2 separate regions of the Mus musculus genome follow, and region 2 is linked to region 1. The links are chromatin loops, found by intact Hi-C in ENCODE. Cell type or tissue: gastrocnemius. All regions are shown on one strand. Links, peaks and the distances in the headings refer to the core of each region. The heading gives the core; the rest is flanking DNA.

Region 1 (10,177 bases), core at 2,170-7,169:
GACGATGCCAGTGAGATAGATGGTCCTGCTTCTCCATCTACGGTGCAGCCCTTCAAAGGTGTGGTGTGGTGGTTTGAATAGGTTTGGCTCCCATAAACTCATGTGTTTGAATGCTTGGACCATAAGGAGTGTCGCTGTTAGGAGACGTGGCCTTGTTGGAGGAAGTGTGGAGGCAGGCTTTGAGACTCTATGTGCTCGTGCTAAGCTCAGTGAAATTGTCTCCTCCTTGCTGCCTAAAGATGTAGAACTCTCGACTCATCCAGCACCATGTCTACCTGCAGGCTGCCATGCTTCCTGCTATGATGATAATGGACTAACCTCTGAAACTGTAAGCCAGCCCCAATGAAACGTCTCTCTTTATAAGGGTTCCATTGGTCATGATGTCTGTTCATAGCAATGGAAATGCTAAGACAGAAGTTGGTGCCAGCACATTGAGGTATTGCTGTGATAGGCCTGACTATGCTTGTGACTATGCTTGTGACTATGCTTGTGACTATGCTTGTGACTATGCTTGTGACTATGCTTGTGACTATGCTTGTGACTATGCTGTGATAGGCCTGACTATGCTTGTGACTATGCTTGTGACTATGCTTGTGACTATGCTTGTGACTATGCTTGTGACTATGCTTGTGACTATGCTTGTGACTATGCTTGTGACTATGCTTGTGACTATGCTTGTGACTATGCTGTGATAGGCCTGACTATGCTTGTGACTATGCTTGTGACTATGCTTGTGACTATGCTTGTGACTATGCTTGTGACTATGCTTGTGACTATGCTTGTGACTATGCTTGTGACTATGCTTGTGACTATGCTTGTGACTATGAAGTGATAGGCCTGACTATGCTTGTGACTATGCTTGTGACTATGCTTGTGACTATGCTTGTGACTATGCTTGTGACTATGCTTGTGACTATGCTTGTGACTATGCTTGTGACTATGCTTGTGACTATGCTTGTGACTATGAAGTGATAGGCCTGACTATGCTTGGGGGAGGATTGTGGAAGGACTTTGAAACTTTGAGCTGGAAAAGCCATTGAGTGTTGATGTTCTGTAGGGTCTTGGGAGATAACAATGTTGAGAGCAGTGCAGGAGATGGAGGCCTGTCTTGTGACATTTCAGTGAGAAGATTAAAGACTCTATCAGGGCCATTGCTATTTTGATTTAAGATTCTGTGGTTCTGATTAACTGAGGCTAAAGAATCCACTGTGATTAACAAGATACCAGGACAACTAAAGTGAAACTTTTATGTTATTGGGACAATTGTTGCTGGTTAGCTGGAGCTAAGAAATTAGCAATGATTAAGAAGAGACCAGCATCACTGAGGTGAAATCTTCTGGTGTTTTCTGAGAGCACAGAGAAGCTGTGTTCCAGAGACAGTCACGGTTGTACTTTGTGTTGGCAGCTGGACTTGGTACTGTCCAAGAGCACCCAGGTGGTAACCAGTTTTGAAGGCGTGAAGGGGTCATGGAGAGCAGCTGAGGCTGGGCACTGTGAGAGGCCATTGGAGAAGGTGTAGCTTCAGTGGCAGTTGAAGACCCAGGACTGAAGGGGTCATGCAGAGAAGCTGAGACTTGACACCATGAAGAGAACCTATGAGAGGCTATTGGTGAAGGTGCAGCCCAGTTGCAGCAGAAGACCCCAGCGTTTTGGAGATGCTAGTACCAGGGGATGACCACCAAGAACAGCAGCAATGGAGCGGAGTCAACCAGAGCCTAGAGTGCTACAGAGGGCTGAGCTGGAGAAGTGACCCAAGCTCTTTGGAGAATGTGCGAGGATGGTTGGAGTTTGATTTTGGTTTGCTTTGATTGTGACTCTGCTCTGTTTCTTCCCTCTGAGGTAAGAAAGAATTTTACTGGACCTCACAGTTAAGAGACTTTGAATTGTAAAAGACTTAGGATTTTTAAAAGAGAGTAGATATTTTAAAGGCACTGAACATTTGATGAGTTTGAATTTGTGAAGACTGCGGGACTTTTAAAGTTATTTAGATCTTGGGAAGAGTAAGAGTAAGGGTTGCAGCTTATTAGTGATGTGTTTGTGTGTCAGGTTGACACGGGGTCAATTGTACTGGCTGGTTTTGTGTGGTCTACTTGACACAAGCTAGAGTCATCACAGGAGAAGAAGCCTCAGCTGAGGAAGCGCCTCCCTAAGAGCCAGCTGTAAGTGATTGATAGGACCCAGCCCATCGTGGGTGGTGCCATCCCAGGGGCTGCTGGTGCTGGGTTCTATAAGAAAGCAGCCTGAGCAAGCCATGAGAATTAAGTCAGTAAACAGCACCCCTCCGTGACTTCTGTATCAGCTCCTGCCTCCAGGTTCCGGCCGGGCGGGCTTGAATTCCTGTCCTCACTTCCTCCAGCGATGGATTGTGATCAAACAAACCCCTTGCTTCCCAACTTGCTGTTGTTCATGATGTTTCATCGCAGCAATAAAACCCCAACTAAGACGTAGAGTGCAGTCTGGGGTCCCTTTCCTGTGGAGTGGCATGTGTGAGCGAACCACTGGTCCTGTGGGTGACCCCAGCCTTCAGAGATGAGGGTATGCTGAGAGGAGGAGATCGGAGGCTTCTGGAAAGCTAAAACCCCACAGGCTGGATCCTGGCTCCCTCAGGACAAACACCCATCTCATTGCCCAGAGGATTAAAGGAGAAGTGCATGGGAGGGCAGCCGAGAACAATCCTAGTTAGTCAAGCAACTCTCTGCCTCTTGATCCAGGAGCGGGGGGCAAACCGTGTTTTACATGTTCTGGCCAAAGAATGAAAATGCCAGAAGCTGTTGTCATGGACGGGGGTGGGTGGGCACATTATCCCAAAGTCTCCTAATCCCATTTTCTGCTTTCAAGTTAATCCTCTTCCTAGCTTTTTCTGTCTGTTGCACACTCCACTCCCCGGGACACTGGCCAGGGAGCCAGCTCATTCTTCTTAGTCAAAGGCAGTGCTGGCTTGGGGGTTTGAGGGTACCCTAGGCAGGGGTGCTCAGACAGTCTGATATGCCTTGCTCCCTGAAGCAGCCCTGGGTGCTCTCTGTGAACAGACCACAGGCAGACATTGAGTTCTCAGTTAACTAATGCTACAAGGGCAAGCCCTGCGTGCTCGACTAACCGATAAAACAGTGGCAGTGTTTGCCAATATGGCCACAGTACTGGCTGCGGACAGAATTTCATTCATTCCAAACTCTTCAGGTAGTATGACCCTATAATTTACTGACATATACATTCAGGGAGGTTATTTTAGCCAGCTTAGACACTAGCACTTCCGAGGACTGCTGGCCATCCTGGTCTGGTCCTGATAGACCCTTCAGCTACACCGTCTCCTCACCTTGTTTCTGTCTTCCTTGACTTTGAAACAGCCTTGAACGCCCCCATCCCACCAGGCTTCCCTTCTCTGACATCGGCCGAGGCTGCAGTAGGTGAACGTATTTCTCTCTGCCCACTGCTCCAGGAAAATCATGGCTGCTCCAGTGGGGTGGGACAGAGCGGGTGTCACGCTCTGGTTCTGGAGTCTGTGGGAAGGAGAAAACTATGCAGCCAGGACCCGAGAGACAGGAAGATGTGCACGTGCCATCTGGAGGGGAGAATAATGCTTCCGGATAGTGACACCCCTTTCCTGGGCACGTCTTAGCCTTGCCACTCCAGGTTGCAAATGTGTTTTCTCTCAAGTTTGCAGGACTAAGTGTGGCTGTTTGTCCTCAGGGAGGGGGTGGGGTGTAAGGTAAGCTGTACAGGTTTGAGGGGAAAACTGTCCCTGTCCCTTTAGCTACTGGGTGACTCTTTCTGAGAAGGTTCTATGCCTTGGCTTGTTGCAGTCTCAGCATAGGGACGAGTTCTCCAACCCGATCTCTCTTCCCCTTTCTCCCCCAAACCCGTCTCATCATTTTCCCTCTGGTTCATATGCTCCCTGCTAGATGGTTCTTGCTAAATTCAGAAAACTGAAGCTCGCTCTTCCAAAGAGCCTTCTTTCTCTTCACTCTCTATGTATTTCTCGCTGAAGAAAGGACCTAAAAAAAAAAAAGAAAGAAAAGAAACCTGCCCATGAACTTGTGCCGGACATCGGTGGTCACACAGGTGTAGGTGCACCAGGCCAAGCCTGGAGGTCGCTTGGCTAACTCCTTCTATCTTAATTATTTCTCCATCAGGTAATTGAGATGGCCAACACCCTACTATGGAGATAGCACTCTTGGGCTAAGGCTTTGTGCACAGGAAGTCAAAAATGTGTTCAAGTTAGAACCTCCTTGAGGGGATGGGACCCACCCTCACATCTGCTCAGGGTAGGCATCAAGGGCCACCGAGTTTTCAGGGTTTGCCACTGAGATTTCGCTCCCCGTAGGTTGCCAAACTCCATCAGACAGACACACACCACCAGCCAAACGCACTACAGGCATAACTGGGGCTGAGAGACAGTCTTCTCACGAGCTCATGACGGAGGGGAGCATTTGTCACAAAACATCATTTTATTAATTGATTAATTTTTTTTTTTACAAAAATAAACAATTTAATGAACGAGAAGTATAAAAGCTTCTGGGTACGCAAACTCCAGGAGGGGGAGGAGCCTGGCCTCCAGGAGGGGGAGGAGCCTGGCCTCCAGGAGTGGGAGGAGCCTGGCTGCGGCTGCTCCCTGGCTTTCACTGAAAGCAAATGAGGCAGAGAGGCCCCGACCCTACCCCCACCCCAGTCCTGGCTCAAATGCAATCTGCTCCTCCACTCTAGTCTTGGCTCATATGGATGCGAGCACTGCTGCCCACGGCCTCGGGGCTGGCCTAGGAGCAACCTCTAGGGAGAGGCCCGAGAGCCTTCTTCCCAGTGCTGGTTCACTCACATCTCCGCATCCCGCGCTCTCCATTTGGAGCGGAGCTGAGCTGAGAGAGCACTCTGAGACTGGTTGTCCCCAGGCAGCTCCTGCCCACGGTGGCTTATGCAGCAGCAGTGTTCTGGCTACATTCTCAAAGCATGAATGCAGTAATGGGCTGCCCACGGGACTGTCCCAGTTAAGACCAGCCTGAGCCCTGCTCACAGCCTACAGCTCCAGAGAGGCAATCGGGTTCCAACCAGTCTGGGACTGAAGCTGGCAAACTCACATTTTAACATTTTTGCATATTGCACGTTTTGTCCTGGTCACATCAGTTGCTCTGGGAGCTAGCTTTTGTCTGCAGGGGTTCCCAGGTGGGATGCAAGTCACGCCTGCAGCAGGCAAGCCCAGCTGGTCAGCTGAGCCCACAACCAGTCAACCAGGGGCCTTCACATATGTGGTCTTGCCGGCATCAGGGACCACTTGGTTCCATCCAGTCTTAAAAAAGACCAGCTTCCGACCTAGGGGCAGAGATAAGAGTTTACAGATCTGGGTAATTTTCTTCTTGGAGGTAAGACTACTTTCTATAAAGTGACTGACTTGAAGGATATATATATATATATATATATATATATATATATATATATATATATCATCACCATCTCTGCCTGCCCTCTGGCTTTTCTGAGGGGAGCCCTTCACATCTTTTGGAGACGTATAGCCATTCTTTTGAGATACCCCCTCCCTCTGGCTCACCTGTCCAGGTGGTCTGGTTGGTGACCACAAAGGCACGACACTGAGCATGGCTCTCACAGACATCTATAGCCTCAGCCAGGTTGAACACGGACAGGAGGCAGCCGCCGTGGTGATAGGATGGCCAGCAGCGATAGTCCTCCTGTGTGATGGCACTGTCCGGGATGCGCTGGTACTCTAAGAGTTAAAGGGAAGAGAGTGAGAACTGTGTGCCCGGGGCGGGCGAGGGCTGAGGATGGCTCTGTGAGCAGGGATCGCAAGACTCATTTGCTAGACGAAAGCTGAAGTCCAGGCCAGTGCACCCAGCCTGGAAATGAAGGCAGCGAGAGCTCTTCAAGCTCACATTACAGCTAGGTAGACTTGGGTTTGAGGGCACACACATCTCTTAGATTTAAGGCCACGTAGCTAGTATCAACAGCATAGAACGAATGGCATATGTGGGCCAGGCACGTACTCAGAGATAACCAGCTGTCTGTGTCGGAGCTCAGGGAGTTTTAGACATGCAGGACAAGGCTTCTCACACATCGTGGTACATGTGCACTTTCATGCAGTATTACCGAAATGTAGGTACTGATTTGGGAAGGCCTGGGGTGGGGCCTGAGGATTCCTGACTCGATTCTAGTCCTGTCCACGCGGGGCAAGGGTTCAGAGCCCCTCAGACATACTTGGTCCTGACTTTGCGGAGAGGCCAGCTAAGCTTCTAAGATAGACCTGGGACTCCAGCAAAGGAGTTTGCGGTTAAGAAGCAGGTAGATGGACACAAAATGCCACAATTCGGGGTTCAAGGACTTGAGAAGGGTTGGGAGTTCCCTGTGGTTCAGAGCCTCAGATGCTCAGTGAGTGCAGAGGCTCTTCAAGAGGCTGAGAGGTGGGCCTCTGGTTCACTGGTCTTTCCCACCACCCTAGGAGCCCCAGTTGCTGCCTGATAATGCAGAAGCCCTGGGCCTCTGGCCACCCCACCCTCCTGCCTCCTTCTCCTGCCAGGGACCAAAGTCCAGGCAGGGTTGCCTGTGATTTATGGCCCCATAAACGGAGTCCTCAGGGACAGAGCCAGCCATTGTTCACCTCGTTAAACTTTATTTACAGGGCTAACGAGGGCTCCCCCACCCCTAAGGCTGGTCAGGCCTCCTTGAAAATGGAGGCTGCTCCCCCCATACCCCCCAACCATTGCTAAACCCTTAGGCTTCTGTAGAGGGACCACTGCCTGTAACAGTAGCTATAGTTCCCCCCCCCTCCCTGGGGGAAACAGCTTCTTGGCTGGTTTCAGAGTAGGCTGCCCCCTCCTCCGGCTGCCCTCCATGCCCCAGGAGTGCAGAGGAAGGGAAGAGAAGCTAATGTGTGTTGTGATCCAGCTGTGTAACAGGCACTGTGCTAATTGCTTTTACACACCTTGTAGGCTAGTTAATCCCCATAAGAAAGTTTGCTAGGTGAATTATTTTGAACCCAATTCACAGTTGAGAAAAAAAGAGGCCCCAGGGGTAAGTCATACAGCCAGCTCCTTGGAGGGGTTTGAAGCCATTCTTACAGAGGGTGTCAGTGCTCACCCAACTGCTCAAGGCAAATGCTTGCTGTTTCAGGTTAGTCAGAGGCAGGGCTTCAAAGCGAGAGTGGCCTTTGGAGACCAAGTCTCTGAAGAAAGTAAGTAATAGCCCAGTGGGTGGAGGTCACTCACTCATAATCCTGCTCCTGCCTGCCCAGTCCCTGGGTTCCTGCCCTGTCCATCACTCACCAGCCCTGCTGCTTGTAGAGTTCTGCAGGTACTGCCCACTTCGGAACAAGTGTAGCGCTGTCTCCAGCTGGGCCAGGGTCTCATCCACCCCCCAGGCGAGCTCTCCTGCAAAGTGTGGTATGGTTACTACCACATGCCCGGTTACCACCACATGCCTGGCTCCCACTCCCATTCCTCCCATGGGAAGCCACCCTCTTTCCTTCCCGAAGCCAGGACTTGGTGGCTAAGGAGGGTCCTTACCACAGAACACTATCTTAGAATATAATGGGTCCTAGACCTTGCATGTCCCAGGGTCATGCTTGTCCCTATTTCTGATAGGGCAGGGGCAGGTAATCCGATGTGTACGGGTCCTGAGGCTTACCCGTGGCATTGACGATGCTATCCAGGAGAGGTCGGAGGGAAGGCGGGGCACTGTGTGGCAGGAGGTATGTGAAGAAGAACCTGTGGCAGAGAGGAGGTAGGGGCTCAGGGGCCCAGCCTTTGGAACTACATCCCTTCCATTAGCAATGGACTTCAACGTGGTCTGGGAAAGAAACCTCACACAGGGACCAGGCAGGCCTACACTACTTAGCTGTGAGGCATGGGCTTGGGCTCAGTTGTGACTACAGCTGATTGCAGACCAAACTGGGCCCAGAGGTCCATTTCTCTCCCCGTCCTCATCTTCCAGGCCACACTGTCCTCTGTTTGACCCGGTGGTGGAACAGCTCCATAGTTGGGGCTTCTCAGCTTCGAGGAGCTTTGTAAAGGTTAAGAGCTAGGGTGGAGAAGGCACATGCCAGTCCTGGCAGTCTCAGGCCCTGAATGCGACACTATTTTAGGAAGCCTCCAGCTGCCCCTCCAACCTAGCTCTCCTCAGCACTATCTATTCTTAGCTCCACAGCCACATTCGATCCTGCCTGGGCCCCTCAGTTCCCTAGGTCAAGGTTATTCTCCCTGGTTGGCTCTTACTCCACCAGTCCCCTTAGCTGGAGTCCCACCACGTATGGTCATTACCTGTAGGCATTGTAGAGGTTCCGTTTCTCATTCATGCCCTCGCACCAGCCCTGGGCCGAGCAGGGCAGGCTGAAGTTCCTGGCTGGAAACTCTAGCGTGCAGTCGGCACTGCTGGTGCACGGTGTCTCTTCCACGCGGGCATCATCCAGGTCTGTCACTTTCAGCTCCCCGTTCACTAGCACAAACTGCCGAGGGCGGAAGTCAAGCAGGGTGACCGAGCCCAGCGGGGAGTGGGCCAGGTGGTGGAGGAGGCGGCCAAGGCTGAGGCAGATCTGAGGGTGGGTCACACATAGGCTGGGTCAGGCCTGCTGGACTCACAGGCTCTGGCTTTAGCTTGGAGGTTGGCCTTTCTCTTTTTCTGGTCCCATTGGAAAAGTCATTGGTCTCTAACTGACCCTTGGCTGGACTAACCATTAGGAGTGAGATAGCAACAGGAGTGTTGAATGTGGCCTCAGTGTGTGGAACTAGGGCAGTGGCTCTCAACCTCCCTAATGCTGCGACCCTTTAATACAATTCATGTTGTGGTGACCCCACCACCACCACCACCATCAGGAAATTATTTTTGTTGCTACTTCGTAACTATAATTTTGCTATTGTTATTAATCATAACGTAAATCTGATATGCAGGATATCTGATATGCAATCCCTGAGCAAAGGGTCTTTTGATCCCCAAAGGGGTTTTGACCCTCAGGTTGAAAGGAAGCATCCAAATGTGTAAAAGGTGTGTGTGTGAGTGCATGTCGGGGCACACACGTGTATGTGTGTCCACACACCTATGCACACACTTGCCCTCATGGACCCATATGTGTGTACACTCACTCACATGAATGTGCACGTGTGCTATGGAGAGCAGGGAGAACAGCAGGAACACAAAAGGCCTGGCTCCTCTGTCCTGTTCTTTTTTTTTTTTTTTTTTAACCCTTTGGCCCATGGCCGAGCTAGTGTGTGCCCCTCCCTCCTTCCTTCCCTCCCTCCCTCCCTCCCTCCCTGGCTGAGGAGTTTAGGCTGCTCTGAGAGGCTGCCTTCTAAGGGAGAACCATCCCCACAAAAATCCCAGGCCTGAACCCTCCTCCCTGCTTACTCGGAATCGATCCTCCCAGGAAGTCTGCAACAGCTGGATCATCTCCACAGGGGCACCCAGCTCTGTGATGGTGGTCAGCGTGTCTGGGATGCCCTCACTGTCCTGGTAGCAATAGCCATAGAGCTGGGGGAGAGCCAGGGCAGGTCATTAGGTCACAGGGTAGGGAGACCAGGGAAAAGCCTGGGAAGTTTGGCCTCTGTTTCTTAGTTTCTACTGGCATGGTGACACCAGTCCTTCACCTCTTGTTAAAATCAGGGAAATGGGCAAACTTAGCCACCATGTCCCAACCAGGCACAATGCTAAAGGTATTATGCGCTTAATTCAGTTCTTATCTCTAAACTTCATTTTACTGTATTGTTGTGGTGTGGTATGATTGAGCGTGTGCGCTGAGGTCAGAGGGTGGCTCTCAGGAGTCAGTTTTCTCCTTCCACTGTGTGTTCTAGGGAGGGAGTGCAGGCCATCGGGCTTGGTGCCACGCACGTTTAACTACTGAGTTATCTTGCTAGTCTTTCTGATTCTTGAAATCTCCTTGGTGGCGTGTAGCTAGGGCCTCTATGCCTGATTTGGTGTGGGGAAGTTGATTCAAGCGAGGTTAAATAGGTCATACAGCTAATAAACACAGAGCTAGGATTCAAATGGGATTTCACAACCTGGTTTTCCTGCTAGTACGCGGCTCAGCAAATGACCATCTGATTCTCCCCCCTCCCCCAATCTGTGTGGATGTCTCTACCATCTCAGCTCTCTAAAGCCAGAGAGGCCCGTCTGGTGTTCCTCAAATATGTGTGTAGGTGACATACAGGGAGAGCCAGAAAGAGGCGGCTCTCAGGGAAGGTCTGTGTGA
Region 2 (10,177 bases), core at 3,432-8,431, 140 kb after region 1:
CCTGGGCCATTCCGGTTTCTCCATTTCTTTTTCGTGTTTTAAAAACCATGCCCATTGCCAGAGGCAATGGCACATAAACCCATATCTCTATTGCCTAGGTGTTACGTTCTGGGTGATTTTTTAAAACAAGTTTATTTTGTGTGTATGCGTGCTTTGTCTGCATGTCTGTCTGTGTAACATACGTGTACAGTACTCACAGAAGGCCAGAAAGCATTGGGATTTCCTGGAACTGGAGTTGTGGATGGTTGTGAGCCACCATGTGAGTGATGAGAACTGAACCTGGGGCCTCTGGAGGAGCAGTAAGCAGGAAGATTCTAACTTCCGAGTCATTTTTTTTTCAGTGCCTGGATAATTTTTTTTTTTAAATGTAGGCCTGTTTTCCTTTTCTTACTCTTTTTGAAAGGCACTTACTTTGTAGTGCTGGCTGGCCTCTAACTCCAGATCCTCCTGCCTCTGCCTGCCAAGTGCTGGGGTTATAGTTGTAATTTGTTTTTCTGTGTGGCATGGGCAGCCAGTTTCTCTACTCTCCCTCTGACATAGGAAGAAATATCTAGACCAGGCCATCCTTTCCCAAATAACTTCCTCCTAGCTGTCATTTCCTTGTGATAAATGGGAACAGTGACCTTGACTTCTGTCTCTATGTAGTGTCCTCCCTCTCCCATAAAGCATGGGTTCTTATACGTCACCGAGAGGAAGCTCATATACTACTAGTGACCGTGAAGACTGCCCGTCCAGCACTCCCTGGTCAGGGCTGAGGCCTGCATTTCCAATATGACCAGGAGCTCCCACAGAGCTGACACAGGACCTGAGGCCAGTGCTCACCTCAACAGAGGATCCCAGACATTGGTGACCCCTTACCCACCATTCTCTTTTGGAAAACTGAGAATTTGGGGAAAATCCCTTGTTTCCAGAGTCCTGTAAAGTCCCCTTAGGCACCAAATCCAGTTCTCTTTCTAGCTTTTGTAAGCCTCAGTTATTTAACACCCAAGGAAGACAAAGAATGGCTGTATGAGTTACAGAAAGGATTTTGGATGATGGGCCACAGCCAACAGGACCTGTGCTCCTTACATTTTTCCCCTGTCACCTTGAATGTGTCATTTCACTGGTTAAAATGGCGTTAAGAGATTCCAGCATTACAGCCATACTCCAACGACTGCGTTAAGAAGGGTGAACCTTTAAGGATAGATGCTCCCCTTAAGTTGCAACTGCCAGGTTCACAATAGTCTCACTGGCTGGGACTTGGTTTGTTTCTGGTTGCAAAGGAGTCTGGGAAATACAACTATTTGTTTGCAGTGCCCAGGATGCCTGCTGAAAACGAGGCTTCTGTTGCCCAGGAAGATGGGAATGAACAAGTAACAGTCTCAATAATTAGAATGAAGGTTTCCAGAATTTTAAAGCATCTTCTTTAGCCTTGGATCCATAGTGGGTAGGGTGTTGGTACTGATGAGACCAACATGCAGACACTGATGTCTGGGTATTCACAGACACATCGGGGCTGGAGAGATGGCTCAGTCCTTAAAAGTCAGCTCACAATCAAAAAGTAAAATGCCAACATCTACCCCCAGAAATCACCAGGAATAACCAATCCATCAACAGAGAAGAATACCAAGGACCAGGAAACTTCTGAGCAGCAAGCACAGAAGGAATCAGGTAGGAGCAGACATTCTGCAAGGTGGGACAGCAAAGCCAGGCTGCCAGGTCAAGGGTGGAGCACAGCCGAGGGTGTGCCTGCAGGGTGGGTGAGAGCAGGGTTCCAGGAGTAAGAGAGGACCCCAGGCATCATGAAGCATCTTGGGAGTTCTCGGATCTTCAAGCCAAAAGTCTCAGGCTGGCATGAGAAGGCAGTCTGGGTTTTAGATATCCTTGTTAGCTTTTACAGTAAGACCTAGTCTGAACTGGTCCCCAGACCCTAGCAAGCACCACACTGGATAGCATCATGTAACACACATACTGGTGACTCAGAGACATCTCATATCTTGTTTGATGATATGATAAGACAGCCATTTGTGCTGTCCTACAGATACTTACCTTTTATGTGTATATATATATATATATATATATATATATATATATATATACTTGATTTTTTAACTTTTTCAGTATGAAGCATCTTTTTTCACAGGACACCAATGAACTGTGCGTTGGCTTAGCGCTCTTTAGGGTACCCTTCTGAAAGTGATACCACAGACAGAGGATCTAGTTGCCTGGAAGGGTGACTACTCCTTCCAGTACTAAACTCAGATTACCCTAGAGGATACTCAATAAAGAAAACACTGTGGAATGTAATACACAATTCCTCAACACCCTAGGTAGTCCACTGTAATGATGCTCTTCCAGGGACTGTTTCTTATAAGGACATAAAAAAAGATGCTGATGGCATCATACCAAAAACAGTTTAGCAAAAGCAATTCTGTTGGGGCTGGTCTGACGCACTCCAGGTACCTGTGTTTTAGCAGCTCGGCAGAACCAGAGATCAGCGTTGGAAAATCTGGAAGTGTGGAGAACTGCTTATCCTTCAAGCATTCTTCTTGGAATAGTGTTATTTCTCAGCGGGTCTCTTACATAAATATTTAGTAGTGGGACTTCAAACTGAAGTCCCTCGATAGCTTGAAGGCACTGTTCTTTGTTATCCTTTGAGTCTTGAGTCACGTGTCTTAGCTGACTATACAAGCCGGGGTGAGTTCTCCATCACCATCCACCAGCAAGACAAGGACTATCTTCTGAGGTTGCCCAGAGGTTTATTGTGTAAATGAATGAGCCAACCAGGCCCCCAAAGCCAACTTCATTTACTGTGGCTGAAGTAATGCCCATAGCTAAGCATGTTTAAGATTGGTCTAACCAGACCCTTGCCCTGGCCAAATAAAATCTTGGCAAAACACCTGAGAATGCCTGGCTTTGAGCAATGCTACTGTCAGGATCCCATCCAACACAAACGCTGTGTTAGTGCCAAGGTAACTGGATGAAGTAACTTGTACTGGGTCGTTATTTATAAATCAGAGAAAATGCAGAGTGCCTATCAGAGACAATATATTAGTTTTAGGACAGTTGGCTTATGGGTGGGTGTTTTTTCTAGAAATAATTGGCTAGCATGGCAAATTTATTTTCGGGTCACATCTAATTTGAGGTAATGAGACGTCATGTCCCTGTACAGGAATGTCTGGCTTTTGTCGTGGATGACAGCAGGGAGGTTGGGGCTGACATCAAGATGCCTGAAAGATCATTAGGAGACAAGCCAGAGAGAAATGATTTCAGAGCGTGTCCCTATTGTACATATCTGGACACCTTTTTAACGCCCAGAAGCCCAACCCACTGACATACTCATTCGACAGAGCGGGTTCTATCTAGAGAGGCATCCTAACCTCAAGTTGTCCCAGCAGCCCAGGCCAGGGTCCACTCACTTCAGGCCAAGAGTAGTCGCTCATCATCCGATATGCTCCAGAGGGTTGAGCATTACGGTGGTGTGGGGTGGGATAACACAGCTAACATCTGCATGCCTCTGACATGTGTGCATTTGATTTTTTTTTTCTTGGTGAAACATGAATTTCTTTTGCGACAGTGTTAAAAACCCAGAGTGGAAAAGGAGACTCTTAACAGCCACGAGTATTTGCATTCTGTTTTCCATCTTGGAGGTGAGAAGAATTGTGTGTGTGCATGCGAGGAACAGATGCTTCAGTCCCCAAAACTCCCTGCCTAAGCCAAGTCCTGGGGCAAGTGAAAAGGGTTAATGTTTGGACAAAGAGACAACTGGAGAAGTTAGGGTGAAATTTCATTCACATAGTTCTCTCTCTCTCTCTCTCTCTCTCTCTCTCTCTCTCTCTCTCTCTCTGTATAAAGTTAGTATATAATAAATGAAACATTGTCAACAGAAGGGGGAATAGATTATTTAATAAATGAGATAGGGTTTACTGAACATTTAGGGAACAATGCTGACTCTTCTTCCTCCACCATCTATAAAAATTAATTCCAGAGAGAACAAAGAGCTAAACTGGAGAAGCACCTCTGGAGTTGGAGCTGTAGCTCATGGGTAGTGATTGTTTAGTATGTGTGAGGTCCTTGGTTCCATTCCCTAGCACTGCAGATACTACAAAAAATAGCAACACTAACACAGGCAAATGTAGGTGAATATTTCATTAATCTTGGAAGTAGCCAAGGAAACCTCAAAGAAAGAATTTGTTGCTTTTGGCTACATAAAAATAGAAACTTGTTTGTCAAGCTAAAGAGAACACCAAGGAAACAAGTCCAAGGAGAGCCTGCTGACGAGACAGTGTAACTTCTCAGCAGAGAAGGAACTGAAACTAAGTATCATACCTGCCGGAAGCTACAATGCATAACAGGTAACTGTGATTGGAGACAGAGAGTAACCACAGAGCATTATTGTAGTCAAGAGAGTTGGCTATGCATCCCTGAAGGCATGGGGAGGGTTGTATTTTAAAGTGTTTTATGAGGATAAAATTAAAAATACCTGGAATGCCCATCTATGGGAATAGCTCAGAATAAGGTTGTATGTTTCTGAACTTAAAAAAAACATGGGAGAAACACTGAGACACAGCCATGCGGGAAGCTGCAAGCGGCTGTGGCACACACATGGTAGGACTCCTACGTTCATATAGGTTCATAGATTTGGAAGAAACAGCACACTGGGTGTCTGAGCCCTCTCTTGCTGAGAACATATTAATATGGTGGGCTGGGAAGGATCTGTGGAGAGGATGGGAAGGGGCTGTGGAAAAGCTGGGGAGAGGCCCAGGAAGGGCGGGGGAGGGGACAGGGAGAGGTTGGGGCGAGGCCAGGGAGGGGCTGGGGCAGGGCCAGGGAGGGGCCAGGGCCGGGCTGGGGAGGGACCAGGGAGGGGCTGAGGAGGGGGAGGGCGGGGCGGGGGGTTGTGGAGGGGCCAGGGAGGGGCTGAGGAGGGGTTTCGGAGAGGCTGGGGAGATGCTAGGGAGGCAAATGTCTACTTTTGCTTTTACCAGGTTCTTTGTTGTTTAACTCACACATCTACATTCATGCGTGTTCCTGTGTCGCCTTTATGGTTTTTTTTAAACTTAAAATATAGACAAGAAGACAAGAACATGTTGTTATATGACTCAGACATGGAAACTGAGTGAGGTAGGGCTGAGGAGGAGGCTCAGTGGATTTGCCTCAGAAGCCTGGGGACCCCAGTTCAGTGTTTGGAGCTCACAGAAAGGGAAAAGGGAGGCTCACTTCACAGAGTTGTCCTCTGACCTCCGCGTGGGTGCTGGGTGTGTACGCTCCCCGCATAATGATAGATACATAAATTAAACGGGTGCATTGCTCTGCCTTTTCATTTACGCGTTCTCTCAGTAAATATTGTATTGTCTTGCCATTCTGCGTGCCTGATATGAAAGCTAGAGGAATATTGTATACAGAAAATAGTTTATTAAACCACTTCATTAGGGGCTCTGGTCATCTCAGGTTGGCATAACGAAATACCAGAAGTAGAGGGCGTATGTAATAGAGATTCGTGTTCCCACAACTCTGAAGGGCTCATCTCTCCCCCTTGTAGATGGTCATATTGAGAGAGTGGGCACGTGTCCTCCATCCACACAGATAGGGGCTTCTATCTAGGATGTTGGCTGGGTGGGGAGGGTGCAGAGCTGAGAAACATTTGGTTGACTGACGATCTTATCTTAGGAGGTTAAAAACTGAATTATGAATATGTATAGATCAGACCCTTCCTCAATTGCTTACAACACTGTTTTTTTTTGTTTTGTTTTTTTTGTTTTGTTTTTTTTTTTGAGACAGGGTCTCTCACTGAACTCAGAGCCTGCCAATTTGGCTAGACTGGCTGGCCAGCAAGCTCTGGAGTTCTGCCTGTCTCTGTCCCTAGGGTTACTGGCAGAGGCCACTGTATTCATTTGATTTTTTTTTTTTTTTTTTGGTGGTGGTGGTGGTCAAATTCATATTGTCATGGTTGCAGAAGTATTTTATCCATCGATCTAGCCCCCAGAGGGAACTTCTCAATTTTAAAATTTTATGTGTTTGGGTGTTTTATCTGCATACATGTATGTGGACTACAAGCATGGAGTACCTTCTGAGGCCAGAAGAGGGCGCCAGGCTTCTGGAACTGGAACTGTAGATAGAGGTGAGCTATACTACATGGATGGTGGCAATCAAAACCCAGGTACTCTGGAAGAGCAGCCAGTACTCTTCTTCACAGAAGCCATCTTTCCAGACACCCAAAATGAACTCCTGGCACCATCATATCCACCTTCAGAGTATAAAATGGGAGACAGTGAGGAGGAGAAAAGACCAGGAAAGGGATTTAGGGCTCTGGCAGCCCTGTGCCTCATTCCCTACTATGTGTGTGTGTGTATATACACATGTGTGTAAGAATACATGTGCATGTGTGTGTGAGTGTGCATAGACATACATAGATATGCATGTTCATGTGAATGTGTGTATGTATATGGACATAGATGTGTGTCATGTGGGTGCTTGTGTGTATGTGTGTATACATATGTGTGTACGTGTGCATGAGTGTGTAAGTACAGGTGTGTGTGGGGAAGGGAGACAAAAGACATAGGAGATAAACCCTCTCCCCTTCCCACCACAGACTTGCAAGTGACAACCCAGTGTGGGGAAGCGACATGCTGTAAAATCAAATTATAAGACGTGATGATTACACGGAAATTGGCATTCATTCAGATCACCACACTGTACCTATTGTTCATCACGTCAAGTGACTCAGAGTGTCACAAGATTGCACTTGAAGTGATGGGTGAGCCGGAGCTTTTATTCAGCAATAGACAGAGTCGATCCATGTACAATCCTGATTAAAGAGAAAACTGGGCTCTGACTACATCATCCAACATGAAGCAAGAAGCCAAAGTATAGAGTCCATGCAAAGGGAGGAGGGTGGGGCGGGTGGTGTGGGCTTCACAGTAGATGACTGGAGCTTTCCCCATAAATGTGATCCTTTGAGCAAGCAGGAGTCTGCCCAGGCCTAGCTGCATTTGTGAACTTGGAGATTCACCAAGACCCCCTGGTGTGCCCTCTGTGGATGCCAAACGGTTTACGATGCTGTATTTTGGAAGGTTTTTCCACTTTAAAATTGTGCCTTGGCACCTAAAGGATTAGTCTCCATCTATCTAGAAAATGAAGCTGTCTCGGTGGAATGCACATGAGAGTGCTTTGAGGTTTTGCTAACCCATCACAGTCCCGGGGTGTGTGTGTGTGCATGCATGCCTCTCTGCAGGTGTGGAGGGGGCATCTCAGAGACTTGCAGGTCCTCTCAGCAGCAGCACCTCTCTGCTGCTGTTTCTATACTCAAAATTCAGCCCAAATGGTCTCCTTTGGGAAGCTGCCCTTACCTCTGAGGCCAGATTGCTCACTTCTTCCTAGATGAGCTATCAATCCCTGTTAAAGAATTTATAAATACAATTTTTTCCTTATCTGCTCCTCTGGCTCTCCAGAAGATGACCAATGTCCTAGAAATAAGAAGCACTGTACCTTGCGGGGTGCGTGGGCGCGTGCTTGTAATCCCTGCACTCAGAAGTCAGAAAGAAGCAGGGGGATCATGGATTTGCGGACTGTCCAGGATATGCAGCATCGTTGGGCTGCAAGGTGGTAGAGAAGGGAAAACACTTGTTACTTAGGCTTGATCCCCAGAGCTCATATAAACGCAGATGGAGAGAACCAAGTCTGCAGAGTAGTCCTCCCACTGCCAAGGGCGAGGGATGCCATGCGCATAGCCTCCCGACCTAATGAGTTAGTGCCGCTCTTAAAGAAATTGTGCCCCCCAAACCAAATGAAACAAGCAGAGAACAAAACCAAACCAAAAAACAAAAAAAAAACCAAAAAAAAAAAAAAACAAAAACAAAACTGAATGGCATATTTCATCCATTTAAAGACACATATTCTCCCTTTCTGTTTCTGAAATTAGAACAGCTTCTAGTGGTACGCCCTTAAATTAATTGGCAATCACATTTCCTTAGTGTCACACACTTTGGTGACAGCCACGCATAAAGCAAGTCTTACGTTCCACAGTGACTTGGAACCAGCGAGACGTGCTGTGCCTAGTTCACGGCTCTCACTCACCGTTAACACATGACCCACCATGCAGTAAGTGCTAGAGAAATACGGGAAGCGAGAAGGTTTTGTGGGAGTCGTGACGTAGTAAGTCCATCAAAGCATAGTAAAGCCATAGGCAGTAGGCTGTCCAGACTCTAAACATCCCACAGAACAATGGAGGGGATGCATTGGTTGGGGTGACCTAAGCTGTTGTGCTAGCTACATCCCTCGGTGCATTATTAGCTCAAGCTCCAAAGGTTTTTATTATTAATTATTATTATTTATCAACATTGGCTGTCTAGAGCAGGACGTTCTCTCTGCTGGTGGCTGCCCTCATAGAGAAGGACCTTTAGAGGTCAGAGCCTTCTTCACTGGGTATCTCATTGCTTTAGGACCTCCTACCTTACAGAATGTCTTCTAAATAAAAATTATTTCTCCCTCTTTTTGAATCCTGTTTTCTTTGAGTGACAGTGGATGGAGAAGGACTATGGCTGCGGGTGACATCTGGCCCAGGACTTGCTGAACTAACAATGCTCGAGAGCCAGCTAAGGGACAAACACAGACAACTACATTCTGGAACGAAAAAATAACAGACCCCCTGTTTGACTAACATTTCTACAACCATCAGGCTAATGACTTCCTGAATCCTGCCAGGCCAGCCTCGCACAAGCCCATCCCCTCGCCATAAGGCTCTGTTCACAAAACTGTAGCTTGTAATGAAAGAGGCCCAGCAGTGTTCTTAGTGTCTCAGCCCCTCTCTGTCTGTAGAGAGAGCAATGTTTTTATTATGCCATTCAAGTTTAAATCTTTGCTTCGCCTGACTCCAGCCAGACTCAGTTCCTACCATGTCCCAACCCCTGCATCTAGGCAGAAGTGTAGTGCAGTGTGGAGAGGCCTCTGTGTGGAAATGGTTCCTATGGCTCCCGCTTACCCTTATACTGCTGGACCTCTGCTGTTGTCACATTGAAGGGCAAGGAAGGCTGGGGGCCTGGGGGAGAGGAGTGGGATGTTGTAAAATAGACCATGGGCTGGACATCCCTGTGGCTGCCACCTTGTCTGATGGAAATGGAACATCCATTTTGATGGGCAGCTGCCTCTCTCTACCCCAGGGAGCCACTGGATGGCTGCCTACATCAGGTAGAGAGAGCTGTCCGCTTCTTGCTGCAAGTATAATTTAAATGTGAGCTTTCAGTGCTGTTAACCAAACATTTCTCAGTTGCAAGAGGCAGAACGCCAACTCTGACTGGTCTTAGGGAAAATGGAAATATTCTAGTTAAGTGGAGCTGGGCTGAGGAGCTCAAATAATGTCAATCCCTACTCCTTCTCCTGTTTCCTTTCCTCTCGACTTTTCCTGGGAAGGCCTTCCTTCACAGACAGCAGCAAGAGGTCTCAGGTTGGCCTTCCAGCCCATGCTCTCAGAAAATGAAAACTTTCATTCCCATAGATGCTATGCCTCTGCACCCTCTTCCCCAAGGAGGGTCACACGACCCAGTGACCCAGTTAAGGACATGCAGGCTCTTTTATTGGGGAAGGGTGTTCAGAACCCAGTCCACAACAAACTTGTAAACTCACTTAAATATTCTGAGATATTTTTGTGATTCTTTTGCTTCTGTCCCTACCCCACCTCCCCTGCCCCATAGCTTAATTGCAAGGGTGGATGCAAGGGTAGACTTTGTAGGCGATAAACATGGTGTTGTTACAACATCAAAAGGTTGGACATGGCTGTGTCTAAATGAACAAATACCCTGCAGTGGAGAGCAGTGTGTGTGTGTGTGTGTGTGTGTGTGTGTGTGTGTGTGTGTGTGGTAAATGTGTGTATGTATGTATGTATGTATGTATGTGTGTGTGTATGGTGTATGTGTATGCGTGTATGTGTGTGGTGTGTGTATGTGTGTATATGTGTGTGTGGTGAATGTGTGTATGTATGTATGTATTTATGTATGTGTGTACGGTATATATGCATGAGTGTGTGAGTGTGTGTGTGTGTATGTGTGTAAGTGTGTGGTGATTATGTGTATGTATGTGTATGTGTGTGCTGTATGTGCGTGAGTGTGTGTGAGTTTGTGTGTGTTACTATTAGGAAGGAAGAACAGAAGAAAGGAAGTTGTTCACTATCCCCTGCCCCATCTCCAGATCCCTCTCCAGTCAC

Evidence for each region. A loop is a pair of places that touch in the nucleus more often than their neighbours do. Peaks named below come from ENCODE experiments on the same cell type or tissue, not always from the same donor. Only the 100,000 strongest peaks of a DNase experiment are listed, where the experiment ranks them.
Region 2: it touches region 1 in a loop (2.5-fold over the local background); 1 of 42 quality-filtered maps calls a loop at or near these places.

What each region holds. Positions count from the first base shown.
Region 1 is chr17:83,219,316-83,229,492 of GRCm38, reverse strand. Pkdcc (protein kinase domain containing, cytoplasmic) reads right to left here. Exons shown (of 7, transcript NM_134117.2): 2 at 9,337-9,459; 3 at 8,256-8,527; 4 at 7,624-7,703; 5 at 7,263-7,367; 6 at 5,537-5,710; 7 at 4,424-5,301. The coding sequence ends at 5,216. Among named protein-coding and RNA genes, the nearest start is that of Pkdcc, 9.1 kb to the right of the region's middle. In gastrocnemius, for the core only: no CTCF peak of the experiment used is centred there; DNase peaks (open chromatin) are centred at 2,898 and 4,672; H3K4me3 peaks cover 1,227 bases; H3K27ac peaks cover 2,562 bases.
Region 2 is chr17:83,082,786-83,092,962 of GRCm38, reverse strand. No RefSeq gene overlaps it. Among named protein-coding and RNA genes, the nearest start is that of Gm19689, 9.6 kb to the right of the region's middle. In gastrocnemius, for the core only: a CTCF peak has its summit at 6,080 (motif pointing right); DNase peaks (open chromatin) are centred at 5,825 and 6,998.